Regions from separate parts of the Homo sapiens genome. Here region 2 is linked to region 1. Evidence: read pairs that join two places in POLR2A ChIA-PET (ENCODE). Cell type or tissue: K562. All regions are shown on one strand. Each heading gives the region's core, and the rest is flanking DNA. Links, peaks and the distances in the headings are about the cores only. Region 1 holds the start of MIR202HG (MIR202 host gene). Region 2 overlaps ZNF511-PRAP1 (ZNF511-PRAP1 readthrough).

Region 1 (10,022 bases), core at 1-8,000:
ACATCGTCCTGGCGAGTGACAATGTGACAGAAGCCTGGGCGAGGCCCTCGGAGGGCAGCAGCTGGACAGGGACTACTGGGTTTGGCCTGGACAGCACTGATTTGTGGATGTGGATGGGGGCACGTTGTCCGTGATAAAAGTACAAGTGCCCCTCACCGCCCGTGGAGATTGCTTTCTGGTCCCCTGTGTGGCCCCAGGCCACAAACCACACCGTCTTGGTCCTGAACTCTCCCGGTGAGTAAGGGCCCTGGCCTGGTGGTGTCTCGAGGTCCTGCCAGCACACTGGGCCCTACAAGGTGGGCAGCCCCTTGGGGCTGAGCTGTGCCTGTTCGGAGGCACACCTGGGCCTCCTTAGGGCCCTGGCTCCATCCTGCAGATGAGGAGCTCTGGAAAAGGGCAAAGTCCCGGAGGCTGAGGAGTGGGGCGGGCTCCAAGTGTCCAGCAGGGACCTAGACCCTGAGTTCTGGGGGATCCACAAGGCCCTCAGGCCCAGGGAAGGCTCTGCCACCCACGACTTCCAAACTTCTCTCCCTGTCCCCCATCCGGGGCTGCAGAGTGAGTTGGCCCAGGCCTCATGGGCTGCTGGTATCTGGGTGGACCTTGAAGACCAAGATGCCCCCAAGCCCTACTCCACCCACCTGCTGCGTCACAGCTGGCCGGGATGCAGTGACCACTCCGCTGGCCTCAGCCTGTTTCCGCTCTCCCCTGGGGGCCTTCCTCACATCCCCACAGCCTGTTTCCGCTCTCCCCTGGGGACCTTCCTCACATCCCCGCAGCCTGTTTCCCACTCTCTTCTGGGGTCCTCTGGCTGACAGCTGGACGTCAGTCCCAGAGTTTGGCAAGTCCTCTGCTCCTGGATGCCCCCAGCTGCCCCCACAAGCACAGTGCCCCAGGTGCTCTTGGCCCCACCCCACTCAACATCCCCATGTGGACATCTTACAAGCACTGGGGGTCCTGACCTGACTGGGGGCGCAGGGCGGCGGGGCAGAGACACCTACACATCCCGGGCAGAGGAAGGCGGTCAGAAGCTGCAGCTGTGAGGAGGTCTCAGCACAGCTGGGCACGAGGGGTGCAGCCTGGACGCGCCGGATGGCAGGGGTCAGGGCGTAGGACAGGGCCCCTCAGGGTCCAGCTCTCTGCGAGACAGAAAGTCTTGGGGTCCAGCCAAGATGCATCCGGAAACAACAGTCTTTAGATGCCAGAACTCCTGAGCTCCACGGTGATTCCTGCCGAAGCTGAGTCACGTGTGGGTGTGTCACCCGTGCTGCACGTGGCGTGTGAGTGGGTGTGTCACGTGTGATGTGTGTGGTGTGAGTGCGTACATGTCATGGATGTGAGAATTCCGTGTTGTGCTCTGGATGTGGGGTGTATATGTGTTTGTGCATGTGTAGTGTATGCACGCATGTTACTGTATCTTGTATGCTGTGCATGTGTAATGTGTGCTGTGCCGTGTGTGTCGTGTGCATGTCCTGTGTGCATGTGTAATGTGTGTGCTGTGTATGTGTTGTGTGCACCACGTGTGTGTCATGTCTGTGCTGTGTGTGTAGTGAACGTGTGTGCTGTGTGGGTGTGTAGTGAGCGTGTGTGCTGTGTGTGGGTCGTGTGTAGTGAACGTGTGTACTCTGCATATGTTGTGTGTCTCTCCCAAGCCCCGGACACACTCTGTCAACTCTGCCTTGTCCTCTCTGTAACCGGAGTGGCTGTCAGGGCAGGGAGGCTGTGGGGCCGGGTGTGGACGCCGGGGACTCAGGCTGCCGATGGGCCCTGGGCCTGCGATGCCGCCGGGCTTCCTGCTCACCCTCCTTTCCCTCTGAGCTGCCCAGCTGCATGGGGCCGAGGGCTATGCCGGCTCCTTCCCCACGGGATCAGGTGGGAGGTGCAGTCGCTATGAAATAGTCCTGCCAAGAATCTCTGGGAACCTGCACATCTAACTTCCAGTGGACAGGAACCCTCGGGGGCTCCCAGGGCGCCCAGCTGGGCTCCTGCAGAAGCCTCTGTGAGAGAAGGTGGGGTGCCCTCGGGGGCTCCCAGGGTGATCAGCTGGGCTCCTGCAGAAGCCTCTGTGAGAGAGGGCGGGGTGCCCTTGATGCAGAGGCTGGGGAGACGCAGCCGCAGGTGCACACATGAGCCCTGACAAAGAAGTGTGGGAAAGCACAGCCCTGCACAGCTGGTGGGGATGATTCCGAGGGGCTCGGGACGGTGCTGGGGAGTGGTCCGTGTCCTCGGGTGTGGAGAACACCCTGTCTCCAGAGGCAGCGCTCAGGGCCTCAGATCTGAAACTGACATTCAAAGGGTTCAAGACATAGCATGACGTAAATATGGCAGAATATCCACTCCCCTCTCCGTGGGGAGTCCACGGGGCTCGTGCACTTCTCTTTTCAATTCTGCACCTGAGACTATCCAGGAAACTGCAGGGAAGAGGCTGCTTGGACTCGGCCCCTAGCCGGCCCCAGCGTCTCTTCCGAGGCCCAGCACTCACTCCCATTCTGAGCCCAGACTTGTCGGCTTCCAGGCCGTGAGGAAGTGGCAGAGTGCTCAGGGCCTCCTAGGCCACGCCAGGACCTCTGGAGCAAAGTGGGCTCACTGAACAAAAGCAGGCCTTGGCCTCCTTTAGGGGTGTTTGGTGGGGCCCTGCACAGCCCCCAGTCAAAGAAAAATCACCTGGGCCGGGCGCGGTGGCTCACACCTTTAATCCCAGCACTTTGGGAGGCCGAGTCAGGTAGATCATGAGGTAAGGAGTTCGAGACCAGCCTGGCCAAGATGGTGAAAACCATCTCTACTAAAAATACAAAAATTAGCCGGGCACGGTGGCGGGCACCTGTAGTCCCAGCTACTCTGGAGGCTGAAGCAGGAGAATGACGTGAACCTGGGAGGCGGAGGGTGCAGTGGGCCAAGATCGTGCCAGTGCATTCCAGCCTGTGCAACAGAGCAAGACACCAACTCAAAAAAAAAAAAAAAAAGGTAAGTACCAGAAGCGCTGGCCCTCCCCCCATTGCCTCTGCAGCCTGGCTGGGAGGCTCTGCCACCCCCACCTCAGAAAGGTTCCGTTCATGCCCCAGAGTGGCGGTCAGCTTCTCAGGGGACTCCTGGGGCTCCTGAGTACTCCCCAAGGCAGGGTCTCAGAGGGCTTCCTCTTGTTCCCAGGCCAGGAGGACCCTCATTCCCAGCCTGGCTGTCCACAGAAGCCACAGTGAGCCACTCCCCCATGGTGCCCCTCAGCCCCCACCTACCATTCACAGGACAACGGCCTCAGGACCGGGGGGCTGTGGCCAGGAGGCCTCCGTTTCTGGGACGCCTTCCAGCCCCGTCCTGGCCCCTGTGCTCCTTCCAATGCCCTCAGCAGGGTCTCAGTGGCTGGACCTGATACGTGGGCATGTCTTGGCAAGCCTGGACAGCCACCTTGGTGGGGTCTTGGCAGGAGCCCTGCCCATCTTCCTGGGGGAATTCATCCCTCTCCCTGCCCAGCAAGCCGCCCACCCTGCAGTACAGGTGAGGGCACACGGCCCAGCTCACCCAGCCCAGATCCCAGGGAGGGCATAGCCCTCAGAACCACAGCTCTTCTGGGGAAATGGGCACCATACTGGAGAGTGGGGCCTCTCCTTTCACAGCCCAGCAGGTGCTGTTAATTACACCGCAGCCTTGCAGGGACAGAGCTGGGCAGGGTACGAGCGCAGAGTGAGGCGGAGGGACGGAGCCAGGCGGGGTACGAGCGCAGAGTGAGGCAGAGCCTTTGGCTCCCTGGATCCAGCCGTGCCTGCATCCCCATTCTGCCGACACTGTCTGGAGTAACAGCTGCTGCTGCATGTCCGCACAGCACAGCGAGGTAATACCTGCTTTATCTGTGCAGCTTTAAAGCCCTATGTTCAGGTGTCCTGTGGAGAGTGACTCGAAGGCCTGCAAGAGACTCCCCAGCAGGGCCGACCTCCACCGTTCCCTAGGGGGCAGGGGGAGCAGCCGAGCTCGTTGGGGTGGGGGGCGTGGCTGCCCTTCCACATGTGGCCTGCGGCCCCCCGGCCGGAAGCACCCCACCCCTCTGCCTGCTGCCTGATCTTTCCCCTCGGACACCCCAGCTGCGGGCTGTGAGGGAGGTGGGAGGTGACTATCAGATGAGATTAGTGCTAGGCTTGGAGAGGAGGCGCAGCCTGGGGAGGCAGCCCCTGATAACCGGCCTGGGGGCCTCTCAGCCAGCTCATTGCTCCATTTGCTGGGCTCATTGGTGATAAAGGCTGTGGCCTTCAAAGACCTGGGCGTGGCCCTGCCGGCTGACGAGGACTCTGGCTGAAGGGTGGGGCCTCCCCGACTCCCGTTCAGGCCTCCTTTTAAGACAGCAGCCGACTGTCATTCTTTAAACAGGGCTGATGAGGGACCCCCTGTCCATTTTTCTTCAGTGGGAAGTCAAGACCGCAGTCCCACCCTGGCCATTGTGGAGGCCTGGAAGCTGCGGGGCCCCCGCCCAGGACAGACCAGTGCCCCCCACCCTCACAAGCCGTCCCTCTGGGCTCTCCCAACACTGCCGGCCGGTCCCAGGCTCTGGTCATCAGAAGGGTGGCCCCAGACCGGTGCCCAGCCCAGGCCCCCAACCGAGGCCCCAGGAGCCGTTTCATCCCCCCGTGTTTATGCATTTTTAACTAAGTTCCCCCAAGTCCACACGTGACTAATGTGACGTCCAACCACCGTGAACGAGAGGAGACCAGCACGACAGAGCTGCTTTGTCAAAATTTGTATTTATTGTCAAAACTTTACCACATCTCACACATTTAAATGAAATTAGCTCTACTGAAATTTCTGACCAGAAAATCAACTCATACCCATGATTACAAAAGTAATAAAGGTGTTAAGAAGCAACAGCCAGCCGGGCGCTGTGGCTCACGCCTGTAATCCCAGCACTTTGGGAGGCCGAGTGAGGTGGATCATGAGGTCAGGAGTTCAAGACCAGCCTAACAAGGTGAAACCCTATCTCTACTAAAAATAAAAAAATTAGCCGGGTATGGTGGCAGGCGCCTGTCGTTTCAGCTACTTGGGAGGCTGAGACAGGAAAGTCGCTTAAACCCGGGAGACAGAGGTTGTAGTGAGCCGAGATCGCGCCACTGCACTCCAGCCTGGGTGACAGAACGAGACTCCATCTCAAAAAAAAAAAAAAAAAAAAAAAGCAGCAGCAGCAAAAGTGCACAGACCCAGCGTGCACGCGTCTCCGCCACGCCTCACTCCCGTCTGCGCCTGGATCCACCGCCACCCGCTTGTATAAAAAGTGGGCCCCACACGGTGCAGCTTCGTAGTCTGCAAAGAAAATGTCCAAAGAATGAGTTGTGGATCCTCCCAGCCAGAGCCCAGATCCCAGGCACCCCGCCCCACTTCCCCCGACCACCAGGCGGCCCCAGAGCCCAGGTTGTCCCTCCCGCCACCTCCTGTAATGGGTCCACCCCCAACTCCGGTCAGACTGGTCACAGAGCACCGCCCAGCTCCAGCCCTCCTCTCTGCATCCTGGGTCCCAGCTCAGGGGCTGCAGAGATCAACCCAGGGCAGAGGCCTGGACCACGTCCTCCCCAGACACTTCCAGAACCCACACAAAAGCACACATCCACGTTTCCCTTGTTTTAGAATATTTGGCCCCTTTCTGCCCCAAGGATGTGGGGGTCAAAGCCCCGGGGCTCCCGGCCGAGGAGAAAGGAAGCAGGTGGAGTCCCAAGTCAGGAGGCAGGTGCTGCTGGAGCAGGTGCAGGTGCACTGGTGCAGGTGCCGCTGGGGAGGACCCGACCGCCCCGTTTTCCCATGCCCTATACCTCTTTAGGCCAGATCCTCAAAGAAGTATATGCATAGGAAAAAGGAACGGCGGGCGGCTCTGAGGCGGGCCGGCTCTTCAGCACTGGGAGGTGGCTGTCCTGGGGGAGGGTCCCGTGCCGGGCAGCAGGGAGAAGTCGGGACTGAGGCCTGGTGGGCACGGAGATCCTGTGGGAGTGAGGAGGGCAGAGCCAAGCCAGGGCCGAGTTCCCAGAGGCAGGCCTTGGGCCTCGTCTTACCTGTGGTCCAGCCTCCTGGGCCGCTGGCGCTGGGTAGCCCGTGAGCCTCGTGAGCCTGGGAGGAGCGGTGGAGAACTCTCTGAGCCGGGAGTTCTGCTGCTGCCGAGCGAGCTCCACATTTATGCGCAGGGGAGACCTTGGCCGCCGCTGTCACATGCAACCAGAGGGCTGCTCTGTGCCAAGGACCCCGTCGCACCCCCGCACCTGCCAGATTGGGGCACAAAGACCTGCTGTGAGAAGAGTGCTGAGCCAGGGCCCGCCGGGCGGGCGGGCGGCGAGGGCTGTGGGCCGGGGGCTGCTGGCCCGGGAGCTGGGATGGGGCCAGCCTGTCCCCCCGCCTCCTCCAACCCTTATCTCCCCACGCGCTTCTGCTTGCGTCAGGGGCCCGGAAAGCACACGTGAGCAAGAATCGCTTGTCCAGGGAAGGGGCCGACTCTCCTTCCTGGGCCTGCCCAGCTCAGCAATAAGCAGCACCTTGGGCTGCACCCGCAGCCTCCTGGCTCACAGGGACTCTCAGAACCCCCAGCCAGCGTGTCCAACACTGTCCTGGCCACTGGGAACCAGACCCCACCCCCAGGGTAGGTGGCCCTGCTTGGCCTGGGGCGGCCTCCACAGCTGGGGCTCCCTGAGGATTCACGGCATCAGGCGGACACTGGTCCAGTGAGGCCCAGAGCCTTCCCCGGGCCACAGAGCCCGCGAGCACGTGGAGAGGGGCCACGCTCTGCAGCCTTGGGGGCAAGAGTGCAGGGTCGGAGGGAGAGGGCCCCTCAGGGACAGCTGGCCAGACCCACAGCTGCCCACACAGAGCGAGACCACACAGGCAGGCAGACACCCTCTCCTAGGGCCAGGGAGCCCCCGGCCGAAGGGCCCAGGCAGGCAGCAGAACTCCTGCAGGTCTGGGGCTGTCCCTGTGTCCCAGGCTCAGGACACAAGGAAGAGGCCCAGAGGAGGCCAGGGCACAGGGCTTCCACAGGTGGCCAGGGACAGGGCTTCTGAACCCCAGCCAGCGGTCTCTCCCCAGGACGTAGGCAAGTGGAGGCTGGTGAAGGAACAAGGCTGAGGCCTCAGAGGCCTCTTCAGTGACCATGTCCTCGGGGAGACTCAACGTCGCTAGGCAGGCCCGTGCGGGCGCCTGGCCCCAGCACCTGTGATCTGTAGGGCCAGAGTCTCAGGACTGACCCGACGCAGCACCCACATGCGGCAGGGACACACAGAGACCCCCATAGACACACGTAGACACATATAGACTCACATAGACACACACAGAGACACACACAGACACACATAGACACACACAGAGACACAGACATGTAGACAGAGACACACTCAGACATGTAGACACACAGAGACACAGATGTACACAGAGACACACACAGACACGCACACAATGGACCCACACACCCCCCAGGTGCAGCGGGCCTTGACTGTTGTACGCGAGAGTCTCCTGTCCCCTGAGTGGGGAGGGGCGTGGGGGGCATGAGGGGCCAGGTGGGGCTGCAAGACTGTCCAGCGCCCTCCTGATGGCCCCCGAGGCGGCCAGGAGCCCCGTCTGGGGAAGGACGAGTGGGCCCTGCTGGGCAGGAGGAGCCATAGGGACCATGGGGATGATGGACGATGGATGATGACCCAGCCACCTGCCAGGCCACTCTGCAGACCCCCCATGGGAGCAGCCTCTGCCCCCACCTTGTGCAAACCGTTGATCTGCACGCCAGGCCAAGCAGGTGATTGTCACGACCAGCGATGGCCACAGAGGGGTGGGGGGGAGCACATCAGTCGGTCACAAGCCCTCCTGGTGGGGACATGGGGCTGGGGACAGGCCCTGCTCAGGGCTGGTCCCCCACAACGAGGCCCAGAGTGGGCACGGGGGGCTGCTGGGCTCCATCCACCTGCTGGCAGGCTGAGGGTTGCCTTCTGGGGGAGGAGGGAACGTGGAGCTCAGACACACGCATGCTCACACTCAGGCTCACGCACACTCCTGCAGGCATGCTCACATCCACACACACGTGCATGCACAATTCACACACTCAGGCTCACCCACACTCACTCCTGCAGGCACGCTCACATCCGCACACGCATGCACAATTCACACACTTATGCTTACCCTCACTCACACACGCCCATGGTCCCCCACCTCCATGAGGTCCGAGGATCCGAGGAAGAGTCCTTGGGGGGCTAGCAGGGGAGGGGCCCCACTCCTCCAGACACCTAGAACCTACACAGAGAGCCCCAGCATCACACTTCGGGGGCCTGGGCTCAAAAGGCCCCTGCAGAGCCCCCCATCCTGGGCCTCCGCCCAGCATCAGCCCTCCCTGTTTCTCCCCGTTGTTTCTCCCCGTTTCTCCCCGTTTACAGCTGCCCGGCGAGGCTTCTGGGAAACACATAATGCAAACCCTGACCTTGGGCTCCTGACCTCGGTTCTGCAAGAGGGAAGGAGGAGACAGGCAGAGGGCCAGAGAGACAGAGACAGAGAGACCAACAGACACAGAGAGAGACACAGACAGAGTCAGAGAGAGAGAGAGAGGCAGACACAGAGAGAGACACAGACAGAGACAGAGAGAGAGAGATCAGCAGACACAGAGAGAGACACAGACATAGAGGGACAGAGACAGAGACAGTGGGGAAACAGAGACCAAGAGACAGAGACAGTGGGGAGACAGAGAGAGAGACAGACACAGAGAGACAAAGAGAGAGAGACACGGACAGAGATAGAGAGACACAGTGGGGAGACAGAGACCGAGAGACAAAGACACAGAGACAAAGAGACAAACAAAGAGACAGAGACAGTGGGGAGACAGAGAGTAGGGAGATAGAGACAGAGACACAGAGACAGTGGGGAGACAGAGAGGCAGAGACAGAGAGACACATACAGAGAGAAAGAGCAGGGAGACAGACAGACACACACAGAGAGACACATACAGAGAGACAGAGACAGCGGGGAAGCAGGGAGACAGAGACAGAGAGACACACACAGAGAGACAGAGACAGCAGGGAGGCTCTGGGCTATTCTAGGGCATCGCCCAGTCCCTCACTTGGTTTCCCTAACTTTTTTCTGGATTATAAACCCACACCTGCTGATCAGGAAGACTTTCATCATCCACACGGGTTTAAAGGGGCTTCCAGGGACCGGAGGGTCGGGCTGCGCACAGGTGTGGGGACGGCCACCCTCTGCTGCCTCTGCAGGTGGAGGAGCCCAGGGCCCGTCTTCCTGCTGGCCCCATCGGCTGGAGCCTGGGAGCTGGGGTGACAACTGGGTGGGGGCCCAGACCCCCCTCTGTTTCCCCCTAGGCCTCAAGGAGCCACAGAAGGCTGTGGGCCAGGCAGTGGGCAGAGGGTGGCCGTCCTCACACCTGTGCGCAGCCCGACCCTCCGGTCCCTGGAAGCCCCTTTAAACCCGTGTGGATGATGAAAGTCTTCCTGATCAGCAGGTGTGGGTTTATAATCCAGAAAAAAGTTAGGGAAACCAAGTGAGGGACTGGGCGATGCCCTAGAATAGCCCAGAGCCTCCCTGCTGTCTCTGTCTCTCTGTGTGTGTCTCTCTGTCTCTGTCTCCCTGCTTCCCCGCTGTCTCTGTCTCTCTGTCTTGTGCTGTCTTGGGCTCGGGCTGCCGGGTGGAACTGGTCAGAGGGGCGGCAGCCGAGGGACCAGGTGTCAGTGTCGCCTGGCCATCCTGGCTACGAGCCCTGGAGGTCCTGAGACCCCTCAGGGGATTCTGTGAGGTGACGGGAGGGACTCAGAGCAAACCCCAGCCCCTGAGGGCCGAGGGACCACCCGCAGGTGGACCCCAGGCTTCCCGACAGGCACACCCCACACACCTGCCCCCGTCCCGAGCTCCCTGTGGCTCCCCAGTGCTTTGAATGAAACCCAGCCTGTGAGCAGGAGGACAGGGACCCACCTCACCCACTGGAGGCCGCACAGCCTGGCTCCCACCCATCCTGGGGACCTCCTGCCGGAGATTTGCAGAGTAGGGGTGGAAGGGCCTGAAAGCAGAGGAGCCCCACCCGGGCA
Region 2 (10,168 bases), core at 793-8,792, 80 kb after region 1:
CCACCACCACACCCCACTAATTTTTTGTATTTTTAGTAGAGACGGTGTGTAGTGTGTCTGGAGTTGGTTCCTTCTGGTGGGTTCATGGTCTCACTGACTTCAAGAATGAAGCTGCGGACCTTTGTGGTGAGTGTTACAGCTCAAATGTGGCATGGACCCAAAGTGTGTGCAGCTGCAAGATTTATTGTGAAGTGTGAAAGAACAAAGCTTCCCCACTGCGGAAGGGGACCCAAGCGGGTTGCCGCTGCCGGCTGGGGGTGGGGAGGCAGTGGTGGCCAGCTTTTATTCCCTTGTTTGTCCCTGCCCATGTCCTGCTGATTGGTCCATTTTACAGAGTGCTGATTGGTCCATTTTACAGAGCACTGATTGGTGCATTTTACAAACCTCTGGCTAGTGACAGAGTGCTGATTGGTGCATTTTTACAGAGCACTGATTGGTGCATTTTACAAACCTCTAGCTGGCTATAGAGTGCTGATTGGTGCATTTTTACAGAGCACTGATTGGTGCATTTTACAAACCTCTAGCTAGCTACAGAGTGCTGATTGGTGCATTTTACAATCCTCTTGTAAGACAGAAAAGTTCTCCAAGTCCCCACTCAACCCAGGAAGTGCAGCTGGCTTCATCTCTCAACGGAGTTTCACCCTATTAGCCAGGATGATCTTGGTCGCCTGACCTTGTGATCCGCCCATCTTGGCCTCCCAAAGTGCTGGGATTACAGGCATGAGCCACCGCACCTGGCCCGAGAATGGATTTTTTTTTTTGACGGAGTCTTGCTCTGTCACCCAGGCTGGAGTACAGCCACGCGATCTCAGCTCACTGCAAGCTCTGCCTCCCAGGTTCATGCCATTCTCCTGCCTCAGCCTCCTGAGTAGCTGGGACTATAGGCACCCGCCACCACGCCCAGCTAATTTTTTGTATTTTTTTTTTTAGTAGAGACGGGGTTTCACTGTGTTAGCCAGGATGGTCTCGATCTCCTGACCTTGTGATCTGTGGGTGAAGGATTACCCAGGTGCCGAGGCAAGAGACTGAAGGCACAAACTGTAGCAGTATAATAAAGAAAATAGTTAGAATAAAGAATAGTTATAATACAAATTAGATATAGAGATGATCATGGACATTATCAATCATTAGTATAAACATTATTAATCATTAGCTCTTAATATTACTCTTTGTTGTGTTACTAATATAACCAAGAAATAACTGGCGGGTATAGGGTCAGGTGCTGAAGGCACATTGTGAGAAGAGACCTAGAAGGCAAGAGGTGAGCCTTCTGTCACACCTGCATAAGGGCCGCTTGAGGGCTCCTTGGTCAAGCAGTAACGCCAGTGTCTGGGAAGGCAACCATTACTTAGCAGACCATGAAAGGGAGTCTCCTTTCCTTGGAGGAGTCAGGGAACACTGCTCCACCAGCTTCTTGTGAGAGGCTGGATATTCTCCAGGCCTGCCCACAGTCATCCGGAGGCCTAACCCCCTCCCTGTGGTGCTTCAACGATCACACTCCTTGTCCACTTTCATGCTCCTCCCGTACTCCTGGTTCCTCTTTGAAGTTCGTAGCAGATAGTGGAAGAAGAAATAGTGAAAGTCTTAAAGTCTTTGATCTTTCTTGTAAGTGCATAGAAGAAAACACTGACATTTGCTGCCTTCCCTCTCTGCTTCGGCTACCTAAGAGGGAAGGGCCCCCTGTCCCATGATCACGTGACTTGCTTCACCTTGTCAATCACTTAGAGGATTCACCGTCCTCACCCTGCCCCCTTATCCTGTATGCAATAAATATCAGTGCGCCCAGCCATTCGGGGCCACTACCGGTCTCCGCCTCTTGATGGTATTGGTCCCCCAGGCCCAGCTGTTTTCTCTTTATCTCTTTGTCTTGTGTCTTTATTTCTTACAATCTCTCGTCTCCGCACATGGGGAGAACACCTGCTAAGCCCCTTAGGACTGGACCCTACAGTGATCTGCCCACCTTGGCCTCCCAAAGTGCTGGGATGACAGGCGTGAGCCATTGCGCCCAGCCGAGAATTGATTGTTAAAGAGTCTGGTATGGCCAGGTGCAATGGCTCACACCTGTCATCCCAGCACTTTGGGAGGCCAAGGCAGGTGGATCACTTGAGTTCAAGACCAGCCTGGGCAACGTTTCAAAACCCTGTCTCTACAAAAGAGATGATATGGTCAATGTCTGTAACCCCAGCTACTCAGGAGGCTGAGATGGGAGGATCACTTGAGCCCAAGAGGTGGAGGCTGCAGCAAGCTGTGATTGTGCCACTGCACTCCAGCCTGGGCAACAGAGCATACCCTGTCTCAAAAAAAGAAAAAGAACCTAGCACCTCCCTCCATCCTTCTCCTGCTTCCTCTCTGGCCCTGTGGTCTCTGCACACCAGGCCTGCTTCCCCATCCAGCATACGTGGACACAGCCTGAGGCCCCACCAAAAGCAGATGCTGATGCTGTGCTTCTTGTACAGCCTCCAGAACTGTGAGCCAAATAAACCTCCTTTTTTTTACAGCAACACTAAAGGGATTAGGGCATCAGCCACTGGGCAATCTCAGTAAAGGGTGCATGGGAGTTCTTTACATGATCACAGTTGTTCTCCAAATTTGAAATTATCTCGAAATGTTAAAAAAAAAAATACAGACTGGGCGTGGTGGCTCACGCCTGTAATCCCAGTACTTTGGGAGGCTGACGTGGATGGATCATGAAGTCAGGAGATTGAGACCATCCTGGCTATCATGGTGAAACCCCATCTCTACTAAAAATACAAAAACTTAGCTGGGCGCGATGGCGGGCGCCTGTAGTCCCAGCTACTCAGGAGGCTGAGGCAGGAGAATGGTGTGAACTCGGGAGGCGGAGCTTGCAGTGAGCCGAGACCGTGCCACTGCACTCCAGCCTGGGTGACAGAGCGAGACTCCATCTCAAAAAAATAATAATAATAAGGCCGGGCGCGGTGGCTCACATCTGTAATCCCAGCACTTTGGGAGGCCGACGCGGGCGGATCACGAGATCAGGAGATTGAGATCATCCTTGCTAACGCAGTGAAACCCCGTCTCTACTAAAAATACAAAAAATTAGCTGGGCGTAGTGGCGGGCGCCTGTAGTCCCAGATACTCAGGAAGCTGAGGCAGGAGAATGGTGGGAACCCGGGAGGCGGAGCTTGCAGTGACCTGAGACCGCGCCACTGCGCTCCAGCCCGGGCGACAGAGCTAGACTCCCTCTCAAAATAATAATAATAATAATAATAATAATAATAATAATAATAATAATAAAATACAGGGGAAAGCTGTATTTTAATTCAAACATCGGCCATGCAGAGACTCCCTGCCCCCATATATCCCAGCTGACGCCCCAGGCCCCGGGCCCCCCTCCCTTGCAGGCCATCAGGGCCAATTCAGTTCTGCGTGTGCTTGTTCATCTGGCCAATGCCCTTAGAAGCCCAGCAGTGAAGGGTGTGGTGTGCATGGCCCTGCCTTCCCTGACCCCACCTGGCTGGCTTCCAGCTCACCATGGCTTCCCTGGCAGGCCCAGTTCACAGGCTTCCTGGGCACTGCCGCTGTTCCAAAGCAGGCCAGTCCCACTGAGCTGGGAAGCTGCCTAGACCCGCACCTAGCCAGCAAGCCTGGGAGCCAATGGTGGGGGGCTTCCATCCACCAATGGTCGGGGGCTGGGGTGGGCGGGGCTGCAGAGCCGCTGCTGGCTGGGGTGGGCGGGGCTGCAGTGCTGCAATTGGCTGGGGTGGGCGGGGCTGCAGTGCTGCAATTGGCTGGGGTGGGCGGGGCTGCAGAGCTGCTGCTGGCTGGGGTGGGCGGGGCTGCAGAGCTGCTGCTGGCTGGGGTGGGCGGGGCTGCAGAGCTGCTGCTGGCTGGGGTGGTGCAGGTGGTGGGTGAGATCTGCCGGAAGTCCATTCCCTGTAGTGTTCAGTGCCGGGAGTTGGCTGGGGCTGGGGTGGGGATGCTGGGGCTGGGGTGGGGATGCTGGGGCTGGGGTGGGGATGCTGGGGGAGACTCATGGCAGCTCCAGGCTCCCCTGGCGTTTCAGCCTCACCATCTTTCATCTGGCTCCAGGGACACGGGAGACCCCAGCCCCCAGGAACCAGAGCTCACCCCTCATCAGGCCCCACTCCCCACTCAGACGCCCCCATTCACTCCTTTCTTCACTTGGTCATTTATGCCTGTGGGCCACACATCTAGGAGGCAGGAGCTGCTCATGGGTGCCGCCCAGAACCAGGGGTCCCCCGGGAGGCAGACACTCCTGTCAGAGGGGGAACGCCCGGGGCCCAGGCCCAGCACCAGGTAGATGGGGGCGGGGGGTCGGGGAACCAGCAGGACAAGGGGCTGGGCAGCGGATAGGGATGGACCCGAGGCTCCCCTGGGTGGGCCGGAGCCCCGCCATTAAGGCACATCCCGGTGGGGCTTGGACAAGGCCCGGACCACGCAGCGCGAGGATGCGCGTGCTCCGCCTGGGCGCACCACGGCTTCCTGGGAGCTGCCCCCCACGGGGTCTCTCCTGGGTCCTTCGGGGGTCCCTGGGGGGAGCACAATGCCGGCCTCACTCACAACTGGCGGGGTGGGGGGCGGGAGAAAGGCCAGCCCGGCAGAGGACGCGCAGGAGAGATGGAAGCCTCCGGTGGACGTGAAATCTTTACTTAGAGAAAAGCGACAGAGTCAGAGACCCACGGGGGCGGGGCTGCAGCGAGGGCGCCTGGGGACACGAACACGGCGGAGAGCATCGGGAGACGCGCTGGTCACAGGAGCTGGCGGAGGACGCTGCGGAGACAGAGCCCGAGGGTTGAGAGCGGCGACGCGGCCAGGGGCTCCCCGCGGACCCCGCGTCACCCGGCGGGCTCGGATTCGCAACCCCCAACCCCGAGGTTCTGGCGGGCCGGGTCGGAGGGAAGAGGAAGGGAAGGGTGGCGGGGGTCTTTGGCTCAGAAGCGGTGGCGGGAGGCCAGGAAGAGACCTGGGCAGAGCCGGCCGGAGCCCCGCGGCGCGCACCTACCCCGGGCCGGGCTGCGGGGCTGGAGACGTCACTGCGCGGGCGGGGGCGCCGCGCTCCCGGCCGCCTTCCGCGCCGCCTCCTTCTCCGCCTTGGCCGACGGCTTCCCGGGGGGTTCGGTGGCCGCCGCCGCCGCCCCAGCCTGGGTGGGCCCCTTGCGCTCCTCCTTGGCTGCGCGGTAGCCGTCCCCCCAGGCCGCCGGCGTCTCCGTGCCGTGCTTGCGGCTCAGCGGGTAGGCCCCGATGGCCGCCAGGATGCTGCGGTGGCGCTCGGGGTCCATCTCCGTGTAGTACATCTCCAGGGTCAGCGGCGTGCAGATCTTGTGCTGCGGGAGGGGCCGGGTCAGGGTCGGTGGGGCTGAGCCCTCCTGTGCGCCCCGGGCCCAGGCCCTCCCGCTTCTGCGGTTGGGGACACTGCGGACAGTTTGTAATGGAGCCATGGCTTCAGGACACCGAAGATCAGCCTCCAGTTCAGAACTCAGGGCCCTGGAGGGGCATGGAGCAGGAGGTCGCGCGTTGTAAGGGGAGGGGCCACCCAGGGAGAGGGGCGCAGACACCAGTGGACCTGCCCAGCGCAGCAAGGACTCTGCGGAGCGCGCTCCAGAGCATAAACCATGGAGTTAAGGAGAAAAGGAGCAGATTTTACTTCTGATAAATAAAAGGCTTTCTAAAAACACACTAAAAGCTATAACCATTATTGACAAAGAGATTTAAAAAAAAAAAGGATGGAAGAAAATATCTGCCAAATAGGTGGGGAGCATTAATATCATGTTATATAAAAATAAAACCTCACACAAGTCACTCAGGAGGACAGATGACCCCTAGAGAGGTGGCTGCAGGGTGACCTTTTCTGCCTCATCTTTTTACTTATTTTTTAAATTACAAGAAGAGAAACCCATCACTAACTCATCTTTTCTTTTAAATTTTCAAAAGATACGATCTCATGTTCTAGAGAAGTAACAGGAACATGGCTTTGGAGACCACGTTCCCCCAGCAGCAGGAGACACCCCTGCCACCCCCTGCCTGGAGGCTACGGGAGGAGGGGCGGCTCTACACCCCCCACCAGAGCCCTGGCCCCCTTACCCGCAGCAGGAAGCCGTCGGGGCAGGTGAACTGGTCGTACCAGATGGCCTTGTACATGATCAGCACGCAGCCCAGTAGCGCCATGGCGAAGGCGATCATCCGTGCGGTGGGCAGCTGGCAGGAGGGCAGAGAGGGGCTCAGCCACGCCAGGCAGGGGCGGTCTTTGTGGGGAGCTCCTCAGGGGCTGGGCTGGCACAGGACCATCCCCGCCCTCCAGTCTTGATGCCCCACCCCCGCCCTGGGCAGCCAGTGGCTTTTCCAACTTTTCCGAGGGTCAAGTGTGCAGGCGTCACCCCTCGGGGCCAGGCCTTGCTGGTGGCCCCTCCACTGGGGTTCTGGAAACATCTGCCACCAGGTAAAGTGATGTGGCCTTTGACCCAGGTGGGTCTTGCAGGAATTTGCAGTTTTCCTGCGGTGTGGGCTCCCAGGGGATGGGGCCGCAGCCTCAGGGGAGTCGGAGGCTGCACTCACCAGGCCTCCCAGGTGACTGCCCACAGTGGGTGCATGTGTGGTAACATGAGCTGCAGACTGGAACGTGAGGCCAGGGGCGGGGAGCCCTAGCAGATCTGTCTACTGGAGAATGGAAGGCTTTGGAAACAGTCCACTAAAAATGACTAAAGCTATCATTAGTAACATTGACAGATTTAAACAAGAGGATGAGAGAAGATATTTGCCAGATATACTGCAGAAAGGAAGTATTACATAGAAAGCCCGTAAGTCACTGAAGATGAGACAATGACCCACTGGGCAAACAAGCAAGCAGCACTCGCGGGCACTTCCCAGAAAGAAAAACATCTCAGGAGCGCCACTGTTTGGTCAGTCTGCACCTGCAGCCTCGGGAGGGGGCCTGGTGGGTGCAGGGCAGCCGGTGGGGCCAGCTCTGGGCGGGATGACTCACTGCCACCCTCTCCTCCCTGAGAGCAAGGGGACCCCAGACTGGCCTGGACGGAACCCAGGCACCCCCAGCTGCCTTCCACCTTCTCCTCCTGTCCTGAGTCCCCACAGTGGGTGGGGTGGGTGTGGTTACCCTGCGCCCTTCCTCTGGGTGGCTGCAGTTCAGCCTCTGGCCCTCCAGGTCAGGGAAATTCTGCTGGTCTGGGGAGGACAGCTGGTATTCTGTCTGTGTCTTGATGACCACCTGTGAAAAGAGATGGCCATGGCCTCAGTAGGCAGCTGGCAGGGACCCAAGAGAGCCCTGAACTGAGAGGGGAGGGAGCCAGCGTCAGCTTCGTGGCAGTGGTGTTGACGCTGACCCATCTCCCAGGACTGTCTGGTGGATGGCAGGGCTCCAGCAGCCACAAAGTGAGGCCAAGGGAAGGTGGACGCTGAAAGTCTGTCTGCTGGGCGCATGGCAGCTCTGGGCCTGGCTGGGCTGCTGACAGAGCCCCTCACTCTGCCTGCTGCCTTCAACTCAGGGTGCTGGAGAATTGCCCTTGGCCAGCAGGGGTGGTCCTCCTGCCCCGGGTCCCCAGCATAGATGCTGCCCCCACCTCCAGCAGGGACAACTCGGGGTGCCCTTCATGCTGCATGACTCCCTGGGGGGTCAAACTGGGCTGGGCTCAAGCTGAGCTCTTTGCTTCTCCCCAGTTTCTGCTATAAGCAACCCCAGTGGTCACTTGCCCAAGGACCCCCAGATCTCAGGCTAAACCCAGGACAGGGCCATGCCCCGAGGGGAAGGGTGGGAAGCGTTGCCTGCTGAGTGCCCTATGGACAGCACGTGGGCGGGGTGCTGTCTAGGAGTCAGTGCGTGAATTCTCGGTTACCCATCAGCCAGTTTGCCCAGCTCTGGCATATGGGGGAGCTGACCAGGAGGTCACACAGAGTGCCCATGGCCAGCTGGGGCTTTGGCCCCCATGGCCCTTCATCTGTTTGCTCTACTGCACCTGGGAAGAGGCCATATCTAGACAAACCTCACCCCACACCCCTTTGTTCCCAGGGGAGCCTGAGAAGGGCCCCCACGCTGGCCCAGGCCCTCACCTGGTCAGGGAGTGGCGGCTGGAGCTGGCTGATGTCCAAGGGGCTGATCAGAGGCACACTGTCCATGGCAGCCCCATCCTGGTCCCCAGGGTCTTTACCTGGCTTCCCAGAGAAGCTGCAGCCCAGCTTCACCATGGTGGATGGCAGTCCTTGTCCTGTCCAAAGACAGACAGAGTCACTGCCCACAGGCTGCCCCCTGGATGCCCACGCCAGCTGGCTCTGAAGCCAGAGGACCCTGAGCTGGGCCTAATGCTCCTCACACCAGAGCCAGGGACAGGCTGTAAGTGGTCAGGCCAGCCTCCTTGGACAAACCGGTCAAATCCAGCGAGATGCTGGGTGCTGTACCTTCTTGACCCCCACAGCCCCTCTGGACCCCACAGCACTGCAGGGTACAGCGCCCCAACCAGTGACTGTCCACGAAGCAGGGGGAGACTTCCAACGGCAGCTGCTCTAGACAACCTCCTCTTTTTTCTTCTTCTTCCACTGGTGGCTGCTCTAGACAACCTCCTCTTTCTTATTCTCCTTCTTCTTCTTCTTCTTTTTTTTTTTTGAGACAGGATCTTGTTTTGTGGCCCAGGTGGGAGTGCAGTGGTGTGTTCTTGGCTTACTGCAGCCTTTGCCTCCTGAGCTTCAGCAGTCCTACCATCTCAGCCTCCCGAGTACCTGGGACCACAGTGCGCCCCACCACGCCTGGCTAATTTTTAAAATTTGTGTAGAGACGGGGTTTCGTCAGGTTGCCCAGGCTGGTCTCAAGCGATCTGCTTGCCTAGGCCTCCTACAGTGCTGGAATTACAGGAATGAACCACCGCGCCTGACTCTAGACAACCTCCTAAAGCCGACAATCCCGGACATCAGTATGGAGAGCTGGGTGCCAGACTCAGCACATAAAAATGCTGGAGACCCAGCTAAATTTGAATTTCAAATAAGCAACGAGCTCATTTTTAATATAAGAGCATCCCACGCAATACGCGGTATGGGACGTGCTTATCCTGAAGTCAGTCCTCATTCTGTCTGGCGGCTCTCTGCCAGAGACGCACGAAGTGAGAAAGAGCGGCCACAAGAGGGCACCCGCGAGTCAGCCCAGCTGCGAGCCTGGCGCTAAAGGCCGCGGAGAGCGGGTCTCCTGCGGAGCTGAAAGCCACAGCAGGGCCCCGCGGGGCTGGGAGAGGGCGGGCCCCACTAACCCAGAGAAGCCGAGGGTGCCCGGCTTCGCCTTCAGGCGGACCTTCTAGAGAAAAGGAATGCAGCGGATGACCTCCGAGCTGATGGATGGAAAAAGCAGAAAAAGAAAATGTATTCAATCAATCAAAGGAGAAAAGAAAGGTCCTGTGTGCAGTAGACACGGAACCTGTGGCCCGGTGCTATGGCGGCGCCTGTGGTCCCAGCCACTCGGGAGGCTGAGGCGGGAGAATCGCTTGAACCCGGGAGGCGGAGGTTGCAATGAGCCGAGATCACGCCACTGCACTCCAGCCTAGGTGACAGAACGAAACTCTGCCAAAAAAAAAAAAAAAAAAAAAAAAAGGCAGGGCGCGGTGGCTCACGCCTGTAATCCCAGCACTTTGGGAGGCCGAGGCGGGCGGGTCACGAGGTCAGGAGATCGAGACCATTCTGGCTAACACGGTGAAACCCCGTCTCTACTAAAAAATACAAAAAATTAGCCGGGCGCGGTGGCGGGCGCCTGTAGTCCCAGCTACTTGGGAGGCTGAGGCAGGAGAATGGCGTGAACCTGGGAGGCGGAGCTTGCAGTGAGCCGAGATCGCGCCACCGCACTCCAGCCTGGGTGACAGAGAGAGACTCCGTCTCAAAAAAAAAAAAAAAAGGAATCTGTCATTACAACCTTCTCTCACAAAGAACTCCAGGCGCAGACAGCATCACCACAGCATTCTACCAACCATTTACAGGGAAAGTAATGCACGTCCACAAAACTCTTCCAGAAAGACAAGGGAGCACTCACCAGCTCCTGAGGCCAACGTAGCCTCAGTCCCTAACCCAGCAAGGACAGCAGCGGAGAGGAGCTCACAGGCCAGCCCCCGCCACACGTACACACCACTGCGAGGCCCCAAAGCTCAAGCAGCGTGAATCCAGCGAATACAACAAGGTAACATATCATGACAGTTTGGGTGTATTC

The links. Peaks named below come from ENCODE experiments on the same cell type or tissue, not always from the same donor. Only the 100,000 strongest peaks of a DNase experiment are listed, where the experiment ranks them.
Region 2: POLR2A ChIA-PET joins it to region 1 with 5 read pairs; 3 of 35 experiments call an interaction of 5 or more read pairs at or near these places.

The regions. Positions count from the first base shown.
Region 1 is chr10:133,241,774-133,251,795 of GRCh38, forward strand. VENTX (VENT homeobox) reads left to right here. Exons shown (of 3, transcript NM_014468.4): 3 at 1-155. It overlaps MIR202HG (MIR202 host gene), which reads right to left and starts at 6,112. Exons shown (of 2, transcript NR_108079.1): 1 at 6,018-6,112; 2 at 4,706-5,277. MIR202 (microRNA 202) reads right to left here and starts at 5,847; the gene lies at 5,738-5,847. RefSeq lists enhancers at 1,363-2,215, 2,537-3,736, 3,068-3,920, 5,489-6,003, 6,520-7,034 and a silencer at 5,284-5,403. In K562, for the core only: a CTCF peak has its summit at 5,371 (motif pointing right); DNase peaks (open chromatin) are centred at 4,198, 5,398 and 6,398; H3K4me3 peaks cover 318 bases.
Region 2 is chr10:133,320,815-133,330,982 of GRCh38, forward strand. All of the region lies in intron 5 of ZNF511-PRAP1 (ZNF511-PRAP1 readthrough), which reads left to right. CALY (calcyon neuron specific vesicular protein) reads right to left here. Exons shown (of 6, transcript NM_015722.4): 2 at 8,041-8,195; 3 at 7,091-7,201; 4 at 6,064-6,177; 5 at 4,985-5,306; 6 at 3,258-4,752. The coding sequence starts at 8,175. The coding sequence ends at 5,013. Among named protein-coding and RNA genes, the nearest start is that of CALY, 11 kb to the right of the region's middle. RefSeq lists a silencer at 3,749-3,798 and an enhancer at 9,332-9,411. In K562, for the core only: no CTCF peak of the experiment used is centred there; DNase peaks (open chromatin) are centred at 3,457 and 3,908; H3K4me3 peaks cover 595 bases.